2 separate regions of the Homo sapiens genome follow, and region 1 is linked to region 2. A link is a contact called in ENCODE Hi-C data. All regions are on one chromosome and are shown on one strand. The core of a region is the stretch at or near the end of the contact, and the rest is flanking DNA. Distances in the headings are between cores, read along the strand shown. Region 1 holds the start of SMUG1 (single-strand-selective monofunctional uracil-DNA glycosylase 1). Region 2 holds the start of AAAS (aladin WD repeat nucleoporin).

Evidence for each region. Hi-C counts contacts between places; a loop is a spot of excess contacts on that map. Pooled maps may share reads with other maps.
Region 1: a loop to region 2 is called in a pooled map, with 23 times the contacts of the local background. The contact joins the promoter of SMUG1 here to the promoter of AAAS in region 2. A Hi-C loop is called at or near these places in 7 of 50 pooled maps.

Annotation. Positions count from the first base shown.
Region 1 is chr12:54,186,726-54,192,849 of GRCh38, reverse strand. SMUG1 (single-strand-selective monofunctional uracil-DNA glycosylase 1) reads left to right here and starts at 3,865. Exons shown (of 4, transcript NM_001243787.2): 1 at 3,865-3,899; 2 at 4,948-5,031. LOC105369777 (a long non-coding RNA gene) reads right to left here and starts at 3,753. Exons shown (of 3, transcript XR_944984.2): 1 at 3,648-3,753; 2 at 2,316-2,402.
Region 2 is chr12:53,318,740-53,324,763 of GRCh38, reverse strand. It overlaps AAAS (aladin WD repeat nucleoporin), which reads left to right and starts at 3,154. Exons shown (of 16, transcript NM_015665.6): 1 at 3,154-3,421; 2 at 4,072-4,199. The coding sequence starts at 3,299. RefSeq lists enhancers at 242-975, 2,988-3,037, 3,118-3,307, 4,526-4,615.

The sequences.
Region 1 (6,124 bases), core at 2,616-5,115, 870 kb before region 2:
GCAGATAGCTTTCTCTCTTTGTAAGTGCCCCTCCTCACTAGGCTGAGGAAAAGACATGGAGTGTTAAGTCCCCACAGATGGAATGGGGAGGCATGGGGAATCTGATCAAGTCTGGAGACTTTTGCATCTGTGCCAAGGACATGTCCTTGGGATGCAGTGGCCCTTGCTTAACTCACACATCAAGGAGCCCTTTTCCCTTCCCCAAATCAGGGCCCTTTAAAGGGCCTGTTAATGCTTCTTCCTTAATGCATTTCCTTCCTACATCTTTACTTCAGGTTCTTTCTTGCTGTGACCTCCTTATCCCAACTTCTGCTGACCTTGGAGACCTGAAGAGTTACTTTCCTTGCAATCCTGAACTTCCAACTCCAAACCTAACCCTGCATGCAGGTCACTGTCTTTGGGAAATCTACAGGATGAGCTCCCCAGTCTTGTCCTCCGTGCTTGTGTGTCTGATAGGGCTTCATGGACTGGGTCTTGGGTACTCAGACTATCATCTGCCTGAGACCCTGGCAGAGCAACAGCAATAACTACCCTTTGTGGAGCCCAAATTCTGTAATAAGCACTTAATGTAATTAAGTCATTTAAACATCACAAAAGAAGATAGAGATTACAATGATTATCCCATTTTACAACTGAGATAACTGAGGCACAGAGAAATTAAGTAGCATGCCCAAGGTCACCATGAGTAAGTGGCAGAGCTTGGATTCAAACGCAGCAGTCTGATTCCAGAGCCCAAAGTCCTGAGGCCTCTGCTATGCTGTCTTCACTGTCCTATGCTCTTTTGATGTTTGTTGGGCTAATCGGGACAGGACCCAGTGTAGTGGAAGTGGGGAAGGTGGCTACACTGAAAGTTAAACACCAGAACCCCCTTTGGGGCTCCCCATGTCAGAAACAGTGAGTGGGAGCTGAACAGGGTGAAACTTAGTATCTATGAAGGGGGAAACATGGCCTTCACCTTCTCCAATTCCCGACCTTTGTTTTGTGCAGTGGGAGGCCCCGCAGCTAGACAGCCCTTCCCCGTGAGAAGCGGCGAGGCAAGGGAAAGGCTGAAAGATCCGCCTAGCAGCCCAAGTGAGCAGAGTCGGAGCTAGGACCCAAAGAGGCCGATAGATGGCGCTCATGGCCCAACACAGCTCCAGCAGCCCGAGGAAACAAAAAAAAAAAAAAAAAAACAAGTGAGCCGGTTAACCCCTTCCCTCCCGGGCTCAGGACAGAGGGGCTGGCTGGTGGGTATGCCTGGAGCCCTGCCCCAGGACCGGTGACTCAACTCTCTAGGCTCTTACCCAGGCGATAACCTGGGTCATCTTCTGTTCCTGCCCCACAAGGCTCTACCCGTAAATCACAGTCAGCAGCCTCCTGAAGACTTCCCAGAAGACATGAAGACTAATAAATGGAAGAGACTGGTTGGAAGGGCTGCACCCAAGCCCATGTTTCATCTCTTGGGCTCTATCTCTTGAAAGCCTCAGGGTCCCTGTTTCTAAGCACGCCTACTTCAGGAGAGCGCCTCACCTCCATCTTTCCTGGGAGTGACTCACTGGGCGGGGAGGAATAGCATGGACTAGAGAGAGAGAAGGCCCCAGGCCCCTCTGACATTGGCTGTAGGGACTCACTGTGGGCTGCCTAAGCCTCAGTTTCTCCTTATATCTGGACTTCCTATCTCTGGGTTCCCTGGGGTGGATGGGCTTATAGGGACAGAAACAGTTATTCAAGTCTTCTAGGAAATTGAAATCAGGGGTGGGGAGGTGGAGGTCCTGGGGGATCTCTGCTTGCCTGTTACTCATTTCACTCATTATTGTTCTGCCAGAAGCAGACTTTGAATGTGGAGGGGCTGCCAAGATGACAAACTAGAACAGAAGTGCTGGGCAAGCAAGTGACAGAGGGGTCGGGGTGGACAGGAGGGTTGTCCAAGGGATGGTGGAAATCCTGGAATTTTTAAGCAATGAGATGACACCACAATGAGGTCCCTTCACCTTATTTTTGGTCAGAAACACAGAAATACATAGACACACAGAGATGGGGGAACTTGTTCTAGAAGCTCAGATTCTCTTATTCCAGTCATTCTAGGGTAAGAAGCAGAAACAGGGAGATGTTCACAGAGGGAGACAGAGACCTGCAGATACAGAGAGAAAGCTACACAAGAGACTAGAAATAGAGATAAATTTACATAAGTAGAGAGGGGCAAATAACATAGGCAGAGAGAGACACAGAGAGGGAGAGGATCTGGTAAAAATTAAAGCTCAGGAAATTATGGGCTTCATGAGGTGGATGATTAATTCCATTTCCAAAGTCTTGCAAGGGTCAGGGTAGTTTCTCACCCTTGATGTCAGCAGGTCACTGCTCACAGCTCCCTGAAGCTCCTACTGCACCCATTAAGTTTTTGTTGATAGGAGATCAGACAAGTCCTGGGAAGGGAATAGCATCCTTTTTCTCTCACTTCTTCCTGTTCTGGGGTTTATAGGTCTCCTTTTCTACCACTCACAGGGAGACCTTGCTTCTGTGATTAGAGCCTTGGCTGTGCTAAGGTGTGTGGAGATTGTGGGGTGGGAGGAATATAGAAGATAACTAACCTTAGGGGGTTCCCAGTCTAATGAAAGTTTTAGAGTCACGACACAGAACCAGACCCAGATAGAGCACAAGAACAAAACTAGGAATAGGACAGATTTGGACATAGATATTGGGATGGGGGAATGGTGGGGGAATGGACTGTTAGGTGCAGCCATGGGATGAGGATTGATCAGGGAAGCCTTCCTGGACAAAGTATTTGAGGGAGAAGATTTGGATGGAAGAGTGATAGCTAACTTTATGTGTCTACTTGAGTGGTCTAAGGGACACCCAGATAGCTGGTAAAACATTATTTCTGGATATGTCTGTGGAGTGTTTCTGGAAGAGATTTGCATTTGAATTGGTAGACTAAGAAGATCACCCTCATTAATATGGGTGGGAACCATCCAATCCCTTGGGGGCCAGTAGAACAAAAGAGTGGAGGAAGGCAAATTCTCTTTCTTCATGAGCTGGGACATCTATTTTACCTGCCTTTGGACATCATTGGAGTTCCTGGTTCTTCGTCCTTCAGGCTCTGGGACTTAGCAGTGAGCCTCCTCCCCTGCTTTGGACTTTCCTGAATTATACCACCTGTTTTCCTGGTTCTCCAGTGTATAGACAGCAGAGCGGGAGACTGTGGGACTTCTTGGCCTCCACAATCCTGTGAGCCAATTCTTGGAATAAATCTCGTCATATAGATAGATATCCTGTTAGTTCTGTTCTCTGGAAAACTCTTGACTAATACTGAGGTTATAGGGTTGGGCAGATAGCAAGGCAGAGAAAGAAGTCAAAATGGTGACACTCTGGAGATGGGCTTGGACAGTAATGGGGGATGCCCCTTGCTAAAAAGTTGTTAGGAGCTACCAGAAATGTCTTCGTGGATGTTCTGTATAAGTAATGGCAGGCTGCAAAGGAGAAGTCTCTTATACCCACGGTGGCAGGGGGCCTAGCAATGGTCTTTAGCTATTGTTAATACCTTCAGGTGGGTGAGGGATTGGGGATGGTTGAAGCTTCCTGATTTGCAATCCCTTTGGGAAAATAGTGAATGAACTTTTGGAAGGGCGATGCCCTTTAGGGATAGAACCCAGGATTTCCTAGGTACTTACAGGCTGTGGCTTTTCACTTCTCAAGACTTCCTGATTTAACGCTGATGGAAAGATTAAACTACAATTCCCAGCGATCTTTAGGGCTAATTTAGTGCGCCTTCCGGGATTGGAGCATTTCCGGCGGAAGTGGCTGCGGGTACGCCAATCTCCTTCCCTAAACAATGTAGACTACGACTCCCACTGTCCTTAGCGCCGGGGGTTGGGTTTGGGGTGGGGGAAAGGAACCGGAAACGGGATGGGGAGCTGGACCAGGTGAGGAAGTAGGGGGCTGGGAATCCGGGACTGTGGGGGCAAGTTGACGGCTCCCAGGGTCGTCGGGGCTGAGCCGAGAGGGTGGTTAGAATTTCTATATTTTGGGGTCCCTCCCTCCGTATGGGGTAAGACTCAGTGCAGGGAGAGCCCAGCCTATGAAACCGCCTGGGAGGTCTGCAGGATCAAGGCTTTCCAGTCGGCCGGAGCCAGCGGGCGCCCCCGGAGGTTTTGTATGGTGCCTTAGTAGTCGGCCCCTTTGGAACCAGATGAAATGGTCTTTTTGAGTTTATGCTTTATTATTATTATTGTTTATTTATTTATTTTTCTGAGACGGAATTTTGCTCTGAATTCCAGGCTGGAGTGCAATGGCGCGATCTCAGCTCACTGCAGCCTCCGCCTCCCGGGTTCAAGCGATTCTTCTGCCTCAGCCTCCCGAGTAGGTGGGATTACAGGCGCGCGCCACCATGCCCAGCTAATTTTTGTATTTAGTAGAGACTGGGTTTCACCATGTTGGTCAGGCTGGTCTCGAAGTCCTGACCTCGTGATCCGCCCGCCTCGGCCTCCCAAAGTGCTCGGATTACGGGTGTGAGCCACCGCGCCCGGCCTATGCATTATTATTATTATTATTATTATTATTATTATTATTATTATTATTTATTATTATTATTATTATTATTATTATTTCGTTTAAGGATATTTATTATTGTCCCTGGACTCCCGGAGTGCCTCCAAAGGACAGGGGAGTGCATATGTGATTTCGATTCCTTCCTCACTTCCCGGATTTGATGTCAGAGAAGTCTGACATCAGTCTGAAGTCGGCCCTTGGTGGTCAGCCTTATCGCTTGGTCCAACTCCGCTGTCTTTGTGCTTAATGTAGTATGACACCGTATTTTATAAAATATCTACATTTCTTAAGCCTCTGGCTCTTGGGGCGACTTTGGGTAGAACTTACAAGTTCCTCCTTTGGGTTCTCTTAGTGTTTTGTTCCGGGTATTAAAGCTCACATCACACTGTATTACAGTTAGTTGTTTATTTGCCCTCACAGCAGATTATGAGCTTACAGAAAGCCTGGCCTACATTTTACTCTTTTTGGATTTCTTCCTCATCAAGAGACTGCTGCAGTGCCTGTCATGTAAGAGACTCATAAGTATTGAAAAAAAAAATGAGTTAACAGGTGGTAGGTTGGATGGAGTATGTGATTTTCCATAGAGAAGAGAGTTAAATGAGTTGCTCAAGAGAACCTTCTTAGAGATGAAACAGGAGTAGAATTCAAATCAATTGACTTCCAGCCTGTGGCTCTTGCTATGAGATCAGGCTTTGAAGTTATGGAACAATGAAAGTAGTATCTTGCCACTCTTTTCCCCAGCCTTGCTGTTTCCAACACAGGTGTCTAAATGTCAAAGGTGGGCTCAAGACTTCTCGAGATTCTAGAGCTGGAGCAGCCAATCTGCTAATGTTGGTGTTGCATGGGGAGATGCAAAGCAAGGTCCCCTGAAACACTGGCGTTCTCCACAGCACCCTTCTCAGCTTTTGTATGAGCCCAGTTTGTCCTGGGTAGCCACCTGGACAACAGATCAGTTAAAGACTACTGAGACAGTCAGGGAAGGACTTCCTAAGTTGGGCCTCTGATTTCTTTTCTCTCCCACTTCCCCTAGGCTAGGGTGAGAAAATAGGTTTATCGAGCTGTTGTGTCAACCTTGAGTTCTTATCTTGGAGAAGTCACTCCTGACCCAGGCAGAAAGTTGAGAGGAAGGAATGACAATGGTCCTTGTCGCATGGGAGGCACACATATGATGGGCACAGACCCAGAGTCTGGAAAACAAGCAGAGTGCAAAGTGGGCAGCTAAGCCTTGAGTGAACTCAGGATATAGAAGTGGAGAAGGATCCATCAGGAGTGCCTCCTTGGTAAAAGCTGTTTATTTTATTTTTATATTTACAGATGGGGTCTCATTATGTCAGCCAGGCTGGTCTTGAACTCCTGGCCTCAAGCAATTCTTCTGCCTTGGCCTCTCAAAGTGCTGGGATTACAGGCATGAGCCACTGTGCCCAGCACAGAAGGTAGTTTTAAACAAAAGTGAAAAAGAAGATGGACATTGCTGAGCAGGTGTTTGTTGAGTACCTAATAAGGGCCAGGACCTTGGGCTTATGGAGGGAGATTGAACAAGGCCTGGCTCTTGATCTGCCCAAGTTTAGCTGGGGAGGCAAAAGGAATTCATTAAGACGAC
Region 2 (6,024 bases), core at 1,905-4,404:
TACTTGTGCCAGGCCAGGGCGGGGGCAGCGGGCGGAACAGCACTGTTCCTTCTCTCCAGTTCACCTTACAGGGTAAGAAGCAGGCACCTAACCGATCATTATAACCTGATGGTGAAAATCGAGGTTTCATCGAAGGATGCAAGTTGCAGGCCGGAGTGATTTTTCCTAGGGGTATCTGGGTTTGGATGGTGTTACGACTAAGGTACAAACGGAAACTATCGTGGGTCCTCAGTGCTCTCCACTAATCTGTCAGTCACCGACTTCCTCTCCCTCAAACCTGCCCACTTCCCCTTCTCAGGGAGGCTTTCCCAGCCAGGTTCCCCAAACCATCCCCAGTGTATACCTTATGTTCTTCAAGCTTTCTGTGACTTCCCAGGTGACGGTGAACTCACATAGGAAATTAAATGGGGCTATGGGAAAAGGTTAGAGCAGGGGTCGCGCCACGGCCCGTCGTGTCGGTGGCCTGTAAAGGAACCGCACAGCCGGAGACGAGCTGAGCAAGCTGAGCTCCGCCTCCTGTCAGATCAGCGGCATTAGATTCTCATAGTAGCGCGAACTCTGTTGTGAACTGCGCACGTGAAGGACCTAGGTTGCCCGCTTTTTATGAGAATCCAACTAATGCCTGATGATCTCAGGTGTAACAGTTTCATCCCCAAACCATTCCCTCCCCCGCTCCCCCTGGAAAAACTGTCTTCCACTAAACCTGGTGCCAAAAAGTTGGGGACCGCTAGGTTAGAGCCTTGCTACTTAAAATGTGGTCTGTGCAGTATCAGCTGGGGATTCTTTGGAACTATAGCCTCTGAGCGCCACCTTAGGAGATGCTCAGGTGATTCCTATGTCCCTTAACAGTTGAGAAGTACTAGATTAGAGGAGATCCACTTGCCTTCTCAGGTGAAGTGCATTTTCAGGAGACTCTGGAGCCCTTTGTTTTCTGACCTGGTAATAACTCTCTTGGGGGGAATTTTTCAGGTGAAAAAGAAGGGCAGACACGGAATCCAGAATACTAGAACTAAATGCCCCCTAGATTATTCAATGAGACTGGTAGCTCTTGGGAGTGGGGACAGCCTTCTACATCTTCAAATCACTTAACATTTGTTAATGAACTCTGACCAAGGTCACCTAGTTGATGGCACAGTTATAGCTATTAACCTCTGACATTTGTTTAGCACTTTAAAATTTATTAAATAGCTTCATTTTATTATTTTGTATGGAAAACAACCATATGAAATAATTAGGACACTGCAAATGAGAAAAGTGAGACTCAAAGAATTCAATGTTTTTTCCAAAGTCTGTAAGAGGGGCCCCCATTCTCTTTCTTTCTTTCCTTTCTTTCTCCCTCTCCCTTCCCTCCCATTTTTTTTTGTTTTGTTTTGTTTTTTGTTTTTTTTTTTTTTTGAGACGGAGTTTCGCTCTTGTTGCCCAGGTTGGATGGAGTGCAGTGGCGCGATCTCTGCTCACTGCAACCTCCGCCTTCCAGGTTCAAGGGATTCTCCTGCCTCAGCCTCCCGAGTAGCTGGGATTACAGGCATGCACCACAATGCCTGGCTGGTTTTGTATTTTTTAGTAGAGATGGGGTTTCTCCATGTTGGTCAGGCTGGTCTCGAAATCCCGACCTCAGGGGATCAGCCCACCTCAGCTTCCCAAAGTGCTGGGATTACAGGCGTGAGCCACCGCGCCCGGCTCTTTCTCTCTGGCTTGCTTGACAGGGTCTCGCTCTTTGACCCAGGCTGGAGTGCAGTGGTGCTATCTTGGATCATTGTAGTCTGGATTCTCCTATCTCAGCCTTCTGAGTAGCTGGACTAAAGACGCTTGCCACCACCACGCTGGCTAACTTTTGAATTTTTTGTAGATACAGGGTCTTGCTATTTTGCCCAAGCTGGTCTTGAACTCCTGGGCTCAAGAGATCAGCCTCGGCCTCCCAAAGTGCTGGGATTACAGGTGTGAGCTACCACACCCAGCCTTACTTTTATTCTTAAGTGAGAATAACTGGTTTGGGTGTATCTAGGTCCAATCTCTCTGTGACTCACTTTCCTCATGGTGACAGAACAGCACCCACCTTATGGGGTTGTAAAGATTATAAAAGCACTTATCGTAACAAGTGCTCAGGAAATAGTTTTGCAGCCCGGCAAGGTGGCTCAGGCCTGTAATCCCAGCAATTTGGGAGGCCAAAGCAGGCAGATCACTTGAGGTCAGGAGTTTGAGACCAGCCTGGCCAACATGGTAAAACCTCGTCTCTACTAAAAATACAAACTTAGCTGGGCGTGGTGAAGCATGCCTGTAATCCCAGCTACTCCAGAGGTTGAGGCAGGATAATCGCTTGAACCGGGGAGGCAGAGGTTGCAGTGAGCTGAGATAGCACCACTGCCTTCATCCTGGGCAATAGAGCGAGACCCTGTCTCTCAAAAAAATAAAATAAAATAAAGTTTTCCTTTTTGAGACGAAGTTTCCCTCTTGTTACCCAGGCTGGAGTGCAATGGTGCGATCTTGGCTCACTGCAACCTCCCCCTCCGGAGTTCAAGAGATTCTCCTGCCTCAGCCTCCCGATTAGCTGGGATTACAGGTGCCCGCCACCACGCCCGACTAATTTTTGTATTTTTAGTATAGATGGGGTTTTCAGCATGTTGGCCAGGCTAGTCTGCGAACTCCTTTCAGATGATCCACCCACCTCGACCTCCCAAAGTGCTGGGATTACAGGCGTGAGCCACCGCGCCTGGCAGGAAATGTTAGTTTTCCAACCGTCCCCACCTCCCTTTCCAGGACGCCTAACCGTGTGGGTGCAGCACTGTTCCTCCTCTCTGAGGCTTTTCCCTCAGCTTTCCAGCCAGCTGCCTGTGACATAGCCTGTATTTTCCTCTGGGTGATCCACAGGCCTGGGAGGATTAATTTGGTACTTCCCTGAATGTGGCTTATTTCGGGCTTTCTAAGCGCTAAGATAGTGAGTGGGAGAAGGTGTTCGGGAATTCGGAGCTGGGAAAAACAGTAGTCTCATGGAAAACAACAGAAAAAAACCCCACTCCAGCCTGGTAACCAACGGTTGGCCGGGGGACGTGTCCGCGCTGCTCCCCCTCCGGCCGCCAGGGGGCGCAGGAAGAAGCTTTGGAGGTCTGTCCCGGGACCGCGTACTCGTCCTTCTTTCCCGTTAGTCTTTTCTTCACTTCCGTTGAGTTCCGCCTCGCCGTTTGTCCCTTGCGGTACCCGTCCGCATACGAATCTAGCCCGGGAACCGAGTTGCGGGAGTGCGGTCTGTGCCGTTCCGGCCAGGAGTTTGCCGACTGCAGACGTCCTGCGAACCGGCAAGATGTGCTCTCTGGGGTTGTTCCCTCCTCCACCGCCTCGGGGTCAAGTCACCCTATATGAGCACAATAACGAGCTGGTGACGGGCAGTAGCTATGAGAGCCCGCCCCCCGACTTCCGGGGCCAGGTGGCCAGGGCGAGGAGGGAGGGGACCTACAGGCATGGGGGCGGAGTCGGGGACTACTGGGGAAAGGAGGCAGTGTGACAGGGGCAGGGTCACAGAGTCTGGCGGAGTGGAAACAGCTTGGCCCCGGCAGGAGGCTAGAAGGGCTGGAATCTGTTTTAGGACTGGGATTGGAGTATAACGGGGGAACGGTTAAGGAGCTGTGGAGGAGGCCTAGAGGGAATGGAGAGAATGAGGGAGAATCTAGGGAGTGTGAGGATGCGGGAGAACTATCTAAAAGTTGGGGACAGTATCTGGGGAGGATCAGAAGGATACAACATGGAACTTTTTTCCATGGTGTTCCTGGGAAGGACAAGGAAGGGAAACTGACATTTATTGAGCGTTTGCTATGTAAGAAAGAGGCTGAGTCAGGTGTTTTCTAAAAATGTCATATGGTTTCATAATCACAGCAACCCTATGAAATATTATTCTAGTTGCACAGATACGGGAGCTAAGACTTGTTTCCCATTCTCACAAGTGTTAGCTTTGTGGAAATGGGAAACAGACCTCTGGAATCTCTTATACTTAGCCCAGCGGTGGGTTGGAGATGGCACGGAATTAAAGATTTGGGAAGAGACTGAATCACCGTCACACTCCTCACTTTTGTGCTATAGTGGATCAATCTTCCTGTCCTACAACTGACAAAGGATCCCCTAAAGACCCCTGGAAGGCTGGACCATGGCACAAGAACTGCCTTCATCCATCACCGGGAGCAAGTGTGGAAGAGATGCATCAACATTTGGTGAGGCATGGCAAAGGGTTTCCTGGGTCACAGTCTGCAGATCCTGGAAAATGAGTCAACACCCCTTTACCTTGGGGTGTTCTTCAAAAGACTTTTATTCAGGCTGTCTCCACGAGAGCTGTATATCCTAAATCATATGAAATTTTTAGTCCTTATTATAGAACTCAAATGCTCAATAAATGTCAGGTTCCCTTCCTTGCCCTTCCCAGGAACACTATGGAAAAAGTACTTCCATTTCATCTCTAGTAACTTGCCTTGCTTTCTGGCTTGATTAGGTGAACCTGCTCCCTGCCCCCACCTCATGGCATTACCACTTCTGAGCTTTTACCTGAAGCTCAGCAAGATCAGATATAAGGTTGCACTGAATAATCTCCTACATAGGTCATCCACTTTGCACTTGTAGGAGTGGAGCTACACTACCTGGTTTCATTTTCTTTTTTTTTTTTGAGATGGAGTTTCACTCTTGTTGCCCAGGCTGGAGTGCAGTGGCGTGCTCAGCTCACTGCAACTTCCACCTCCCAGGTTCAAGCGATTCTTCTGCCTCAGTCTCCCGAGTAGCTAGGATTACAGGCATGTGCCACCACGCCCAGCTAATTTTGTATTTTTAGTAGAGACAGGGTTTCTCCATGTTGGTCAGGCTGGTCTTGAACTTCCGACCTCAGATGATGTGCCCGCCTTGGCCTCCCAAAGTGCTGGGATTACAGGCGTGAGCCACCGCGCCCGGCTCATTTTCTTTTTCTTTTTTTTTTTTTTTTTTTTTTTGAGACGGAGTCTTGCTGTGTTGCCAGGCTGGAGTGCAGAGGTGCGATCTCGGCTCACTGCAGCCTCCGCCTCTCTGGTTCAAGCAGTTCCCCTGCCTCAGCCTCCCGAGTAGCTGGTACTATAGGCATGTGCCACCACGCCCAGCTAACTTTTTGTATTTTAGTAGAGATGAGATTTCACCATGTTGGCCAGGGTGGTCTGGCCTCCTGACCTCAGGCCTGCCTTGGCCTCCCAAAGTGCTGAGATTACAGCTACTGCACCTGGACCTATTAATGGCACATATTAATTCCTTTAAGGGTTATTTATGCCAGGCACAGTGACTCACGCCTATAATCCCAGCGCTTTGGTAGGCTGAGGCCAGCAGATTGCTTGAGCTTAGTAGTTTGAGACTAGCCTGGGGAACATGGCGAAACCATGTTCTTTTCTCTACAAGAAAAGTACAAAAATTAGCTGGGTATGGTGGCATGCACCTTTATTCCCAGCTACTTGGGAGGCTTATGTATAGGAGGATCACTTGAGCCTGGGAGGTGGAGGTTGTAGTGAGCCAAGATTGTGCCAGTGCAGTGGCACTGAGTGAGACCTTGTCTCAAAAAAAAAAAAAGGGTTACTTAATATTTTTATTAATACCATTACCATTTGTAGGATAAATTCCTAGAAATTAAGTTGCTGGCTCAGAGGGTATGTTCATCTGTAATTTTGTGAGCTGTTCCAAATAGCCCTCTGTCAAAATGGTACATGTATATGGTCCCACCAGCAGTGTATGGGAGTGCCTGTTTTCCAACACATGTGCTGTCAAGCTTTGATCTTTGGTACTTCAGTACAGTTTAATGGGCATGCCTGTGTGTGTGAAGTTGAATATCAGTTTGTTGAAAAGCCATTCATTCCCAGGCTCCTTGTCTCCTACTTCTGTGGCTGCTGCTTCTCAGGGTTTTTGGTGGCTCCTCTTCCTGATGTCCCTTAAATGTTGGTGTTCTTGGGGCTAGATTTCCAGTTGATGCATCAGACCTGGTGTTCACGTGTTTGCCAAATTATCCTGCTTGAATATTTCGCAGACTTCATATAT